2 separate regions of the Homo sapiens genome follow, and region 1 is linked to region 2. Evidence: chromatin contacts called from ENCODE Hi-C or POLR2A ChIA-PET data. All regions are on one chromosome and are shown on one strand. Each heading gives the region's core, a stretch centred on a gene start or an enhancer-like site at or near the end of the contact. The rest is flanking DNA. Distances are from core to core; before and after follow the strand shown. Region 1 holds the start of LRRC74B (leucine rich repeat containing 74B). Region 2 overlaps SNAP29 (synaptosome associated protein 29).

The links. Hi-C counts contacts between places; a loop is a spot of excess contacts on that map. ChIA-PET counts read pairs that join two places held with the same protein, here RNA polymerase II (POLR2A). Pooled maps may share reads with other maps.
Region 1: a pooled map shows a loop between it and region 2 (4-fold over the local background). The contact joins the promoter of LRRC74B here to the enhancer-like site in region 2. A Hi-C loop is called at or near these places in 7 of 50 pooled maps. POLR2A ChIA-PET finds 5 or more read pairs at or near these places in 4 of 52 experiments (RWPE1, WTC11, activated CD4-positive, alpha-beta T cell and 1 more).

Annotation. Positions count from the first base shown.
Region 1 is chr22:21,044,040-21,048,483 of GRCh38, reverse strand. LRRC74B (leucine rich repeat containing 74B) reads right to left here and starts at 2,538. Exons shown (of 10, transcript NM_001291006.2): 1 at 2,359-2,538; 2 at 986-1,128; 3 at 468-600. The coding sequence starts at 2,497. It also overlaps the pseudogene P2RX6P.
Region 2 is chr22:20,883,423-20,887,296 of GRCh38, reverse strand. It overlaps SNAP29 (synaptosome associated protein 29), which reads right to left. Exons shown (of 5, transcript NM_004782.4): 4 at 3,728-3,826. Among named protein-coding and RNA genes, the nearest start is that of SNAP29, 26 kb to the right of the region's middle. RefSeq lists an enhancer at 1,026-1,526. Within about 2 kb of position 1,401, at least 25 of the 41 ENCODE cell types and tissues checked have a DNase peak (open chromatin) inside an H3K27ac peak, as active enhancers do.

The DNA of each region.
Region 1 (4,444 bases), core at 1,289-3,788, 160 kb before region 2:
CCATTTCACAGATCAGAAACTGAAGCTCAGAGAGGTTAAGCTGCTTGCCCAGGTATCCAGCTCTTCAGTGGCAGAACTGGCATTTGGATCCAGCCCCATCAAACTCCCACATTGCCTACCTGCTTCTTACAATGCCCAACTCCCACCTCTCTGTGTGGAAGGACTCTCCCATCCTGCATTCAGGTACTGGGAGTCTCCCATGTGCTAGGTGAAGAGGGGGATGCTGGCCAGCAAGGGAGGGGAGTGATGGTGTGGGGTGGGTGAGGAAAGGACTTCTATCAGGCATCGGCTGCACAGCAGAGGGTCTAACTCCACCCCACATGCCCCCTCCTGTGATGAGGCCCCTCTTCTATCCACCAGCAACACCAGCAGGCCCCAGGTGACACGGCCCAGCTTTCAACGATGGAGGCACATCCCTGAGGAAAAGGAGGACACGCCTGCCCACCTGCCCCAGACCCAGCACCTACCATGGATGCTGCTGCTTTTGCTCAGGGCACCTGCCAGGGCCTCTGCACCTGCCCCACAGAGCCCATTGTCTCGAAGGTCCAGCCGCTTGACATATGGATTGGAGCTCAATGAGGAAGCCAGAGCCCGGGCGCCCTGGGACAGACAGAGCAAACACACTGGCCACTATCCTGGCTCATGCTCCAGGGCTCAGCCCACTCCACATCCTCCAGCTGGAAAGCCCTCCCCTTCCCACCTGTTTTAAGTGACACCTGCTTCTCCTTTTAGGCTCTGTGAAGGTCTCCCCCCACCCCCAGCTCTCCCTGACCCCCCAGCGGGTTAGGAGCCTGCAGGATCCACAACCCTTAACGCCACCTGTCACAGCCTCAATCCCATCTGTCTCCCAGATGTGGAGGGTAGGGCATGACTGACACAGGCAGAAGCTGGGGAGTGTAGGGGACAGACACAGGGGCACTCCCATGGCTGCTGTCTCCCGAGGCCTCTCCCCGTAAGCCTGGATACAGTGTCCCTCCAGTGGTACCTGGGGCCCCAGGCCACGGTGCCGGAGGTTCAGCTCTTGGGCGCTCCCTTGGCGCAGAAAGCAGGAGATGGGCACAACACTATGGGCCCGGCAAGACCTCAGGTACAGTGTGTCCCTGACCAGTTCTCCAAGCCCATCGGTGCCTGGCAGGAGACAGGGGGACGAATGTGGACCCTGCACAGCTACAGCCACCTGTGTCCTCCCCTGCCCTGTGTCACTACCTGGCCTATGTTTTGCCTCTAGAAGCACTGCTTCCTGTGCTTCTTGGGACCACTGCTCCCATATGACAGATGAGGACATCAAGCCTCAGGCAACGCAAATCTTTTCCTTAAAGTCATACGGCTATCAAAAGAAAGCTGGACAACCTGGGCAACATAGCTAGACAAATTTTCTTTTTTTTTTTTTCGAGACAGACTCTTGCTCTGTCACCCAGGCTGGAATGCAGTGGCACGATCTCGGCTCACTGAAACCTCTGCCTCCCAGGTTCAAGCAATTCTCCTGCCTCAGCCTCCCGAGTAGCTGGGATTACAGGCGCCCACCACCACACTGGGCTAGTTTTTTGTATTTTCAGTAGAGACGGGGTTTCACCATGTTGGCCAGGCTGGTCTCGAACTCCTGACCTCAGGTGATCTGCCTGCCTGGGCCTCCCAAAGTGCTGTGATTACAGGCGTGAGCCACCCCACCCAGCCAAAAAATTTTTATATTAGCCAGACGTGGTGGTCTCCTGTAGTCCCAGCTACTCAGGAGGCTGAGGCAGAAGGCTCACTAGAGTGCAGAGTTCAAGGCTGCAGTGAGCTATTATCCTGCCACTGCACTGACGCCCGGGTGACAGAGCAAGACCCTGGCTCTAATAAATAAATAATTTATTTATATATTTATTTATTAATAAATATGAGCCCAAGCAACCCAATGTTGTTTGTAGTAGAAGTCATGGCTGGCCTGCGCTGAGCATCCCACAGCTAGTGGTGGTAGCTAATCCTGCCAGAGTCAGGCCTCTGCCTGTCTGATGCCAAATTGCATGCTGTGTCTTTTAACCTGGATTGCAGGCCACAAATGTTTTGTAAACATTTTACGGGAGAAAAAACCGAGATAGTTCTAAATTCCATACATCCATTAGCTTAGTTTTTCCTGTGGATTGGGAAAACCCGGCTCTGATTTCATTTCAGGGTGGGACAGCCCTTGGTGCACTGTCTGGCGGGATTTTGCATTTTATCCTGATGCTTCCAGGAGCAATGAAGGGAAGGCAGGGGGCTGGAGGCGCCCCGCAGGCGGGTACGTTCCCTGCTGGCCTTAGCCCCAGCCCGCCTCCCCCAACCCCTGCGGGAGAAGACCCCCAAAGGGGAGGAGTCGGGCCTGCCCCCTCCCCCGAGCACCTTCCGTCTCCAGGTCGGAGTCCCAATTGGCCTCGGGACCCTGCTCGGCCTCGGGGACCCCTGAAAGACGCCCACAGGCCACCATAGCCTCTTCTTTCTGCTCTTCATCCTCCCCAGACCTCTCACAGGAACCCCTCATGGTTACGACCCTCTCGCAGTCTCAGACACTGAGTCGGAGACAGCTTGACCCCGCGCCCAGAGCGCGGCCCGGGATTGTGGGCGGAGTCTGCGGCTGCGCTGACCAACCGAATGTGCCGTCCAGCAACAGGCACCCCCCACAGCCAATAGCGACGCGCTCTCCCGCGGCGGTCGCCCCGGCAACCCGGTGTTGTCGGTTGCCGTAGAAACTGTGGCCGGCTTGTGCTGAGGCTCCTCGCCCGGGCTGATACACTGCATGCGCCACAGACCATGCACCGGATTGGGCGCCTTGCTGCGTTTATCCCCCTGCCTCCCCTAGGCGGTTCCAGCATCGCCCCCCTTTCATGGAATGGGAAACATGCCTGACTCCAGAGCTTGTGTTTTCTTCACTGCACTTGGGAATGGCTTTTCAGGAGGGCCTGGGGAACTTCGCAGAGCCAGGTCACCCTCTCACTCTGTGGCTCTCAGTTCTCTTGCATGCGCTGGCCTTTGCATACGCTGTTCGCTCCCCTGGGAACCTCCATCCCCATCTTTGTCTGCTTGTTGAACTTCAGAATCTGCAAGCGTCAGCTCAGAAGTCACTTATTCCTGAAGCTTTACTCAGAGCCCCCCCGGGGCTGTTGCTGCCCTCAGGCCGTCTTCTCACAGCACTGATAACAGCTGTCCTTCCCCATCCTCTCACCACGTCCACTCCCACCGGAGGAAGTGAGGCCAGAGGGCAGGGACAGAGCTGCTGTTTTCTGTGTGCCACCAGGGCCCAGCAAAGAGAATGTAGGGAGGGTGGGAGGTGCAGGGCAGCTGGGGTTAGGGGCTGAAGGCTGGGTGTTGGAGGCTGGATCCTGCTTTAGTGGAAGTGTCCCTTTAACAGCGGCTGGCGTGGCCTGGCTCGGGCCCTGCTTTGCCTCCTGTTCAGCTGCGGCTGCAGCTGCCATGCTGACTCATGTGCCCGCAGCTAGCAGGAGCTGGCAGCATGGGCTCCCCAGGGGCCACAGCAGACTAGGGGCTTCTGGATTATAAAACGGAGAAGTATGTGATGACCAGGAACTGGTGGGGGGGCGCCCTGCAGAGGCTGCTGCAGTTTGGGATCGTCGTCTATGTGGTAGGGTAAGAGAGAAGAGCTTTTGGCCAGGCTGGAGGGGCAAGGGAAGAGGTCGGGGGTGGGGCTTGGTCCTGCTGGGTTGAAGTTGAGGGTTGGGCTGTTTAGGGGCTGGAGGGGAAGGGGCCATAATGGGACGGGGTGGGAGGTAGGCAATACAAGACAGGAGAGCAAGAACAAGCTGTGTGTTTGTCCTGTGTGTCCACCTGCCTGCTTCCCAGTCCCTCCCCACGGCCCCACCCAGGGGGCACAAGACATTGTCCTTAACATCTGTGAGAGCTGGAGCACTAGGCCCCCAGAGAGACCACCAGCTATATCTCCGGTCAGGGGAGTCTATAAGCTCGGAGCTGGGTCTACTGAGGCTGGGGGTGGGTGCTGGCTAGTGAAGGTGATTGTCTGAGGGCACTGGCTCTCTGATGCATGGCTGGAGCTTCTGTCTCGTTCAGGGAGTCTACAGTGGGAAGTGGGGCCAGAGAGGATGCTGGACTGGGAGCCTGTAGGGTGTGGGGAGAGAACTGAGCATGTAGGGCCCAGCTCTGCCCCGTCACTACACGCTGGGGGGACACCACACTGCCCATCTTCTCCTTCCCAGGTGGGCGCTCCTCGCCAAAAAAGGCTACCAGGAGCGGGACCTGGAACCCCAGATTTCCATCACAACCAAACTCAAAGGGGTTTCCGTGACTCAGATCAAGGAGCTTGGAAACCGGCTGTGGGATGTGGCCGACTTCGTGAAGCCACCTCAGGTGGGGGCCCTGATGTTGCTGACGGGGGCGCAAGTCCTTTCCCCACTGACAGCTTGAACACCCGCCATGCAGCCAGTGTGTGCGAGAGAGAAGCATGTGATGCCAAAGG
Region 2 (3,874 bases), core at 152-2,651:
TCAGGATACACAAAGGCTTAGCACTGGTACCACAAATCTAAGCAAAATCAGTTTTTTGTTTTTTTTTTTTTTGAGACAGCATTTTGCTCTTTTGTCCAGGCTGGAGTGCAGTGCCATGATCTCGGCTCACTGCAACCTCCGTCTCCTGGGTTCAAGCAATTCTTCTGCCTCAGCCTCCTGAGTAGCTGGGACTACAGGCACACGCCACCACACCCGACTAATTTTTTTTGTATTTTTAGTAGAGATAGGGTTTCACCATATTGGCCAGGCTGGTCTCGAACTCCTTACCTTGTGATCCGCCCGTCTTGGCCTCCCAAAGTGCTAGGATTACAGGCGTGAGCCACCGCGCCCGGCCAAAATCAGTTTTTTTAAAAAGGTAGTTTTGGCCGGGTACAATGGCTCATGCCTGTAATCCCAGCACTTTGAGAGGCTGAGGTGGGTGGATCGTATGAGGTCGGGATTTTGAGGCCAGCTTGGCCAACATGGTGAAACCCCATCTCTACTAAAAAATATAAAAATTAGCCAGATGTGGTGGTGCATGCCTGTATTCCCTGCTACTCGGGAGGCTGAGGCAAGAGAATCACTTGAACCTGAGAGGAGGAGGTTGCAGTAAGCTGAGATCAATGCACTGCACTCCAACCTGGGCGACAGAGCAAGACTCCGTCTCAAAAAATGAAATAAAAAGATAGGCTGAGTGTGGTGGCTCATGCCTGTAATCCCAGCACTTTGGGAGGCCGAGGTGGGTGGATCACTTGAGGTCAGGAGATCGAGACCATCCTGGCTAACATGGTGAAACCCCGTCTCTACTAAAAATACAAAAATTAGCTGGGCATGGTGGTGCACACCTTGTAATCCCAGCTACTCGGGAGGCTGAGGCATGAGAATCACTTGAACCCAGCAGGCAGAGGCTGCAGTGAGCTGAGATTGTGCCACTGCACTCTAGCCTGGGCGACAGAGTAAAACTCTCAGAAAGAAATTAAAAAATATAAAAATAAAAAGATTGTCTTCAAGTCAGGCACAGTGGCTCATGCTTGTAATCCCAGCACTCTGGGAGGCTGAGGTGGGAGGATCACTTGAGCCCAGAAGTTGGAGACTAGCCTGGGCAACAAAGCGAGACTCCATTTCTAAAAAAGAAAAGAAAAGAAAGAGAAAAACAGTATAATTAAAATTAAAAAAAAAAAAAAGATAAGTCTTCAGCTCTTTGCTTCTTAAGCTTACTAAAATTCATGGCCTCGTGCTCCATGGAGAGCAGAGCCTGTGGTTGCCTCAGGCCTCAGGAGGAAGCTCACTGGCAGCCAGGGCAGCAAAGGATAAGCAAACAGAGAGGCTGAGATAAAATGTGTGATAATGTAAAACCACCAGGCCAGGGCGCTGGAGTCCAGAGAGCTTGCCTGAGATCCTGAAATAGCAGGGAGATAGTGTTAAGACGGGAAGAGTGTGAACAAAGGCAACACTCCCTGCCCCACCAGAGTGGACCGGCCTGGCCTGTGTCAGCAGGGCCAGAGGGCTGAGCTCTGAACTAGCCACTCGCCCTTCTGCCCAGGCCCACCTCCTACTCTAGACTGCGTCCTGCCGGTAACTGCCCAGCTGCTCGTCCACAGTGCCAACTGTGCACCCTCAGCACCTCCTAGTGGCGGGCAGTACTCAGCACTTCTTCCTGCCTCTGAATGCAGTATCCTTCCTCAAAGTCCCTTCTCCCACTTCTGCCAGCAGGCACCAACCATACCACTAGCCCTAACCTCTCCCTTTCTCGCAGTGAAGGACAAAGGGCTTTCACGCCTCTCTGGGCTTCTCTGGAGTGGTTAGATCTGGGCAGACACACCTTCTGCCTCAGATAAGTCTTTGGCTCTGGAGGACAGAGTCCAGGGCATAGAAGGAGGTGGCAGCTGTCTGGGGCTTCCCAGACAGCAAGCAGGAGAAAACCCGTGCACAGACACTCCATGTGCATCTTCATGGGTTTCAGTTTTGCCTTCCACTAGATACCTTTACAGCAGGGGAGGATTTTATTATTTGTCCCCTACACTTTGCCAACTCCTAACAGGGGGTGGGAGACTGACAGGGTGACCCAGGTCACCACGGGGGAGATTTCTGCTCAGGGAGTAGCGGTAGGAGGAGGCAGCAAGTCTGAGACACTACTTAGAATAAACTCACAGAACTGCCCACAGGCCAACACCTACTTGAATTTCAAGTAACTGACTTTTCCATTCAAAAAATAATCACTGGCTAGGGCGCAGTGGCTCACACCTATAATCCCAGCACTTTGGGAGGCCGAGACAGGCGGGTCACCTGAGGTCGGGAGTTCGAGACCAGCCTGACCAACAAGGAGAAACCTCATCTCTACTAAAAATACAAAATTAGCTGAGCATGGTGGTGCATGTCTGTAATTCCAGCTACTCGGGAGGCCGAGGCAGGAGAATCGCTTGAACCCAGGAGGCAGCGGTTGCAGTGAGCTGAGATTGCACCATTGCACTGCAGCCTGGGCAACAAAAGCAAAACTCTGTCTCAAAACAAAACAAAACAAAACAAAACATAATCACTAAGTGCTTGCCTGCTGGGCCCCAGATACAAAGTAGTGACAAAATGGAAACACTCCCATGCTGTCCTGGAATCTACAGTCTGATTGGGAAGACAGCAGGCAAACCAGCAGATACACAATCACAAACGGCCAGGGCAGCCCCCTGGAAACACAAGGGTCCTGAGAGACAGGGAGAGGAGGCCATACTAATGCAAGACTGACAGAAAGAGAAGGAGCCAGCCTACAGAGAGTCGGGGGAGCCCATCCAGGCAGATAGGGGCCACGAGGCAGAAAGAACTCACATCAGAAATCCCACACGAGCCTGCAGGTGATGAGGGCAGAAGGGACTAGGGCAGCCAAAGAGAGCCTGGACTGCACTGTGAGTGTGTGGGGTTCCATGAGAGAGTTCTGGAAGAATATACCCTTCACTTCTTCTTTTTTTTTTTTTTTAGGTGGAGTTTCGCTCTTGTTGCCCAGGTTGGAGTGCAATGGTGCGATCTTGGCTCACTGCAACCTCTGCCTCCCGGGTTCAAGTGATTCTCCTGCCTCAGCCACCCGATAGCTGGGATTACAGGCGCCTGCCACCACGCCCGGCTAATTTTTGTATTTTTAGTAGAGACAGGGTTTCACCATGTTGGTCAGGCTGGTCTTGAACTCCTGACCTCGGGTGATCCACCCGCCTTGGCCTCCCAAAGTGCTGGGATTGCAGGCGTGAGCCACTGCGCCCGGCCCCCTGCACACCCTTCCGTTTTGAAACATCATGCTGGAGGCTGTGTGGCCAAAGTGCCAATTGCAACACGAGCACTAACTCTTACCATCCCAGGCACTTTCTGGCTCAGGTAACCTTTCCACTGTTCTCAGAGGTAGCCCATTTCACAAGGAGGAAAACAGGGCTCTGAGTGGCCAGGTGGGAAGGATGAAGTGAGCGGTCACGTCCAGGCTATACTTTATGGCCTCTCAGGGACTCCTGGGTCCCTGGTGCTGTTCATGAAAGTGAGAGGTGGGGAGGGCTCGGCTGGGCTAGAAGTAGGAAATGGTGAGAAGTGGAGAGATTCCAGAGACAGTGAGGTGGCAAGATGGACCCAGCTTGGCGTGGGATGTGATGTGTGGTGAGGGAACTGAAGCTGGAGGATGCTCATGCAGGGGCTATGCTTGGCGTAAGCTGCCTGAAGGACAGTGGCTTACAGAAGCTGGTGTGGTGCTCAGTCTTACCTAGGTTGCTGTCGATCTTCTGGTGATAGGCTCGAAGGTGTGGGTTCTTTGGGTAAGCATCAGTACTCATGGCAGAACCAGCCCCTCTGGGGACAGGGTCTAAGTTTAGAAGGAAACACCAGGAGAGCGGTTAATTGACATTCCTTC